2 separate regions of the Homo sapiens genome follow, and region 2 is linked to region 1. Evidence: read pairs that join two places in POLR2A ChIA-PET (ENCODE). Cell type or tissue: GM12878. All regions are shown on one strand. Each heading gives the region's core, and the rest is flanking DNA. Links, peaks and the distances in the headings are about the cores only. Region 1 has its middle 34 kb from the start of STT3B. Region 2 has its middle 58 kb from the start of MIR466.

Region 1 (2,929 bases), core at 146-2,645:
ACAGATTTCCAAGAGAAAGAGAGTACACTTCCACCAAAGAAGGGAGAGAAATTCTGGGTAGAGAATACCATCGATACGCACTCCAAACATAATGGCAGAATGTTAAAGAAGGAATCAGGGAACACATACTTCGGAGCACATAAGCACTCAAGATTTGGTTGCATCATTAGAGCAGCTGCTGATCTCCTAGTGCTACAGTTTTTCATAGGTATTAGCCAGTTATTACTGTAATAAGATCTATAACAACAACCCAAAGTCTCAGCTTATAATGACAAACATTTATTTCTTATTCATGGACTGGGGGTCAGGAGGAATGATTCTGCTTTGTGTTATGTGTTGAATTCTGGTCTGCTTTGTGCATCTCCTCAGTCATGAACAAGTGGTATCTGGGGCATGTTCTTTTCATTATGAAGACCAAAAGCATAATAGATCAAGCCAAAATGGGCAACAATATTTTTAAATGCCTCTGCCTCTATTTGCGTCATGTCCTCCAACATTCCATTATTCATGTCCCACATCAATGAGGCAGGAGAAATATACTAGCTCCAAAAGAGGTGGGCAAGAAAAAGGGAATACTTGCTGAAAAATCTTAAAAACCTCTCATAATACTGAATGGCATTGAATGGCCTTTTAGGGGGTCTGCTGAAATTGTTTCTTGTGTTTTCCTACATATTTACTTAGTGGATGCCTATCTCAGTTTAGAAATTCAAGTGTTTGAAATTTAACTTTATTTTTCTATAATGCAACTTAATTCTATTTTGAGCCTCCAATCAGCTGAGTGCCTGAAACTTTACCTCATTTAATTCAGAATTATCTGTCTCAGTTTCTTTCAAGATTGTATCTAAATCCTAGGGGCTTATGTATTATCAAAACACATCTGGGTAGCATCTGATCTTTGGGTCATCTATCTGCACAGATATCCACAGAAGAGTGTTTTTGGTCCTTTTGTCCCAGGAGTCAATCCATGCAAATAACCTCTGAGATGTTACGTCAATGGCTTGCTTTAGGAATCGTATTTTGGAGCATGAGAATCATCCAACTGCTTCTGTGCGATAGTGAGCTCACTAGGGCCAGGGATGACCAAAGTTCTGCCTGCCTAGCTGCTTATGACTCTCCCTGGGTTTCTGCATGGAGCATGGTCATTGTGTAGTCTGTGCCACATTCCTAGACAGTTCCATCCACATGAAAAGCAGAGATCAGGGACCCATCCCTTGACCCGACAAATCTATCTGAGGTTTTGCTGTCTCCTGGGGGCTCTTACCAGGAAAAAGCCTACAGGCCACACTTTACAGAACTGTTTTATAAATACTTAATTTGTCTCCTAGATTTCTCCCTCTTATCCAGCCAAGACGAATCTTCTAACTGTGAGGGAAACCCCAGGCTACACAACGGCCTTCCCCGACTCCTCCCTTATTCTCAGCCCTGGAATTTCTCTACCATATTTCTGCCTGTGCTGAAGATGGTCTCCATCTGTCATCTCCTCATCCCTCAGCGTGGCCAAGGATTTTGGAAACCCAAGCCAGAAAACGTTGTTTCAGATTTCCATCAAGGCTTGTCCCTTTTCTGAAGTAACAAGCTTAGAACTGCCATGCTTCTTGGAGAGAAAAAGGTGTAGGAAAAAAATGATCTACTGGGGAAAAAGAATCTCAAAAATGCTATCTTTATTACTTTTACAAATTGAGGTACACTGACCACATTTCAGTTCTTCTTTTTTTTTTTTTTTTTTTTTTTTGAGATGGAGTTTTGCTCTTGTTGCCCAGGCTGGAGTGCAGTGGCGCAATCTCGGCTCACTGCAACCTCTGCCTCCCGGGTTCAAGTGATTCTTCTGCCTCAGCCTTCCGAGTAGCTGGGATTACAGGCATGTGCCACCATGCCGGACTAATTTTGTATTTTTAGTAGATATGGGGTTTCTCCATGTTGGTCAGGCTGGTCTCGAACTCCTGACCTCAGGTGATCCACCCCCCACCCCCACCCCTTGGCTTCCCAAAGTGCTGGGATTACAGGCGTGAGCCACTGTGCCCGGCAACTTCAGTTCTTTGACATTTGAAGGAAATAAAAATCTAACAACACACTTTCATAAATAGTGTCTATTAGGCTTTAAATGAATTTTGAGACTTCTATTAAATTACGGGTTTGTTTTACACTGAGGAAAACTACAATATTTCGAATCAAATAACAAATCTATTTACATTATGAAAATAAGGTCCAAGAAGAAATAGAAAGCTGTCCAAAATCTTCATTATTTCTCAGTGACAAGCTGAAAATGGTGGTCATTCCCTTTCAGAATGATGGGGAAAACTTGCTTAAAGCATTCCTTATTTTTCTCCCCAGTTACCAAACTTGCTACTGTTCACCTTCAATTGGATTACAGAATGTTTGCATATTTTGGTGTTTTCTTTTAACTTTTAAAGATGATGGATATGTTTAATATCTTGATTAAGATGATGGTATCATAGATGTTTGCACCTGTCCAAACTCAAAATGTATTAATTAAACATGTGCACAGGGTTTTTTCTTCTGTATATCAGTTACAACCCTAATACAGCTATTAAAAATGGACAACGTATTTTTAATGTTTGTTCCATTGTGTGATATGAGAAACTGCATTGGTAGTATTTTCTTTTCTTTTCTTTTGAGACAGCATCCCACTCTCTCACCCAGGCTGGAGTGTGGTGGTGTGATTTCGTCTCACTGCCAGCTTTGCCTCCCAGGTACAAGCAATTCTCATGCCTCAGCCTCCCAAGTAGCTGGAATTACAGGCATGCACCACCACACGCAGCTAATTTTCGTATTTCAGTGGAGATAGAGTTTCACCATGTTGGCCAGGCTGGTCTTGAACTCCTGGCTTCAAGTGACCCACCCACTTCAGCCTCCCAAAGTGTTGGGATTACAGGCGAGAGCCCCCACACCTGGCTGGTAGTCTTTCCTT
Region 2 (2,929 bases), core at 116-2,615, 280 kb after region 1:
ACTCCATACCCATTGAACAACCATTCTGTCATCTCCCGTTTCCTAGCCTCTTGCAACCACCTTTCTACTTTCTGTTTCTATGAGTTTTGCTAACTTAGATACCTCATATGAGTGGAATCATATGGTATTTGTCTTTTCGTGACAGGCTTATTTTGTCTAGCATAATGTCCTTAAGCTTCATGCATGCTGTGGCATGTGACAGGGTTTTCTTCTTTTTAAAGGTTGAATAATATTCCATTGCATGTATATTCCACATTTTCTTATCTACTCATTTATCAGTGGCAATTGGGTTGCTTCCACCTCTTGGCTACTGTGAATTATGCTGTGATGAACATAGGTGCAAATATCTCTCCAAGTTCCTGCTTTGAATTCTTGTGGATATATACCCAGAAGTGCAACTGCTGAGTTTTATGGTAATTCTATGTTGAATATTTTGAGGAATCGCCATACTGTTTTCCATGGTGGCCACACCATTTTACGTTCCTACCAACAGTGTACAAGTTTCTAATTTCTCCACCTCCTCACCAACACTTGTCATTTCCTGTTATTTTTTACTTTTTCTTTCTTTTTTTGATTTTGGACAGCAGCCATGCTAATAGGTGTGAAGTGATATCTCCTACCTTTGTGGTTTTGATTTCTCTAATGATTAAGAATGTTGAGCATCTTTTCATATGTTTGTTGCCCATTCGTATATCATCTTTGGAGACATGTCTATTCGAGTCCTTTGTCCTGTGTTGTTGTTGTTGTTGAATTGTAGGAGTTCTTTATATATTTTGGATATTAACCCCTTGTCAGATAGATGATTTCCAAATATTTTCACTCATTCCATAGTTTGTCTTCTCACTTTGTTGATTATTATTTTTTGAAGACAATGTCAGGTTTTGCCTAACTTCTCTAGTCATAACAATCTTTGGGCTCTTCTTCAAAATATAGTGTATTCCCAACTCATTTTTCTAGAAATTCTGATTCAGGAGCTATAGTTCAGGGCCCATGCATCTGCATTTTCAACCAGGGTCTCAAGTGATCCTACCAAATACATTCGTAACACTTTGGATTCCACTATAATTGTGTTTCTCAACTGCAGGGCTGCGCAATGGAAACACGTAAAAAATATTAATGTCTGGTCCTACTCCCAGAGTTTCTGAATTATTTGAGAAAAATCAATTATCAATAAATTGAGACCTAGGTGTTGGGATATTAATAAGCCCTGAGGGGACACTATTAAACATCCAGGCTTAAGAACCATGGCCCTATCTTCCCCTTCAGGGCAGGGACCCCCTCCTGGCATAGTGCCTGGCTCAATTTGTATTTGTTGTACTCCATGCCTCACTTTCTTATTTTGAAAGTGATTCTTTTATTTATTACATTTGAAAGTGGTTCTTGTCTGGTGGGGTTGAGAGCTTTATATGTGAATCGGACATCTGTGGTTAAAAGTCTCCATGTTGTGGTGAGAAGTTGATAAAAACCTGACTGTCAGTTTGTGTCACAGATGACCCAGTGAAGGTCTGCTCTTTTGTGGTGAGATCTGAATGTTTCCTTCTGCAGAAGTTACAGGCACTGATGAAAGAAGTTGGCTGCCTCAACTGCTCAAAAGAATGCACCTTTTATCTCTGGATTATCTACCATGGTTAAGTCCACAGCTGCTTGCAATTACCCTGGACCCTGTGAAATCATCTCTTTATTCATGGCAGGTTTTTCTTCTCAAAGACTAATAATGTGATTATTTAAAAATTATTTCTACACCACTCTATGTAATGTGGATGTGTGGTTTTGTGGCTCTAAACACCAATATGGGGCAAGAAAAGCTAGCTGGAGAATTTATAAATTAGCTTCCATTTATCCTTCAGACAAACAAGCTATTTATTAATAGGGGAGTGTGGTAAGAGAAAAGAATGTGGAATTGAGAATCCAGACCTCATTCTTTTGCCTGCTATTTGAGGGCTTGTGGGGCATTATGTCTAACCTCTCTTGGTCTCAGCTTGTTTATCTGTAAAATGGAATTAAAAATAGTACTCACTTGGGCTGCAGGACGACCAAATGGAAAAGAAGTAAAAGTGATTTGTTAACCTTGGTATGCAAATAAATGTTATGCCCTTAATAAGTGGAAGTTGACCCTGTTGCTGCTGTTGTTATGAGCTGTTGTGTCTATCAGTGAACACTGCTTTTACAAATCTCTTCTAGAGGAAAGAGGCAAACTCTTCATCTTCATAGTGCCTGCAAGGCCCCAAAGAGCACACAGCCCCAAGGACATGAAATATTTTTGAGTACATTTCCTATCTGTACATGTTTGCCAAATTATTCCAAAATATGACCAGCCTCCTATTGGATGAACACAACTGCAAGTCATAGCCCCATTTTCTTCTTTAGCTTTTTCAGATGACCAGTCTCTTCCAGCTTACTCACCAGCCATAACCAAATCAAATGGAAAGAGAAATTGCCCGTAACTAGAACTCATTCATGCCAAAGTGTTGACATGCCTATTCCTAGATGCATTTGAAATCTGTTTATTTCTACTTGTGGACCCAAAGCCATCTTTCATGTTATATACAAAAAAGTTTTGTATAAATTTTTCTTCAGCTGATAAGAGGTATATTTTTGAAAGCATGGATAAATTTAAGATTTTAGCATGAGACAGTGATTTGGAGAATGAAAGCAGTTGCTCTCAGGGGAGGGATACAGGGCATACAAAAAAAAACTCATGGAGAGAGTATCAAGAACCTCTCATTAAGGCATGTGAAAGTAATGTTGATATAAAAGACAGGAACAAGATCTTTACTGAGCACCTACTACGTACTAACGCAGTGTTAGCTACTGCATTTCAGTTTCTCATTTGATTCTTATAGTGACCCTGCTGGAGAGGCACTCATTTCAATTTTACACAAGAGGCCTAGAGATGTCATGTGGTTTGATCAAGATCACACAGTGTGAG

What was found. ChIA-PET counts read pairs that join two places held together with the same protein. Peaks named below come from ENCODE experiments on the same cell type or tissue, not always from the same donor. Only the 100,000 strongest peaks of a DNase experiment are listed, where the experiment ranks them.
Region 2: POLR2A ChIA-PET joins it to region 1 with 5 read pairs; 2 of 35 experiments call an interaction of 5 or more read pairs at or near these places.

What each region holds. Positions count from the first base shown.
Region 1 is chr3:31,497,506-31,500,434 of GRCh38, reverse strand. No RefSeq gene overlaps it. Among named protein-coding and RNA genes, the nearest start is that of STT3B, 34 kb to the left of the region's middle. In GM12878, for the core only: no CTCF peak of the experiment used is centred there; no DNase peak of the experiment used is centred there.
Region 2 is chr3:31,218,260-31,221,188 of GRCh38, reverse strand. No RefSeq gene overlaps it. Among named protein-coding and RNA genes, the nearest start is that of MIR466, 58 kb to the right of the region's middle. In GM12878, for the core only: no CTCF peak of the experiment used is centred there; a DNase peak (open chromatin) is centred at 1,488; H3K27ac peaks cover 1,691 bases.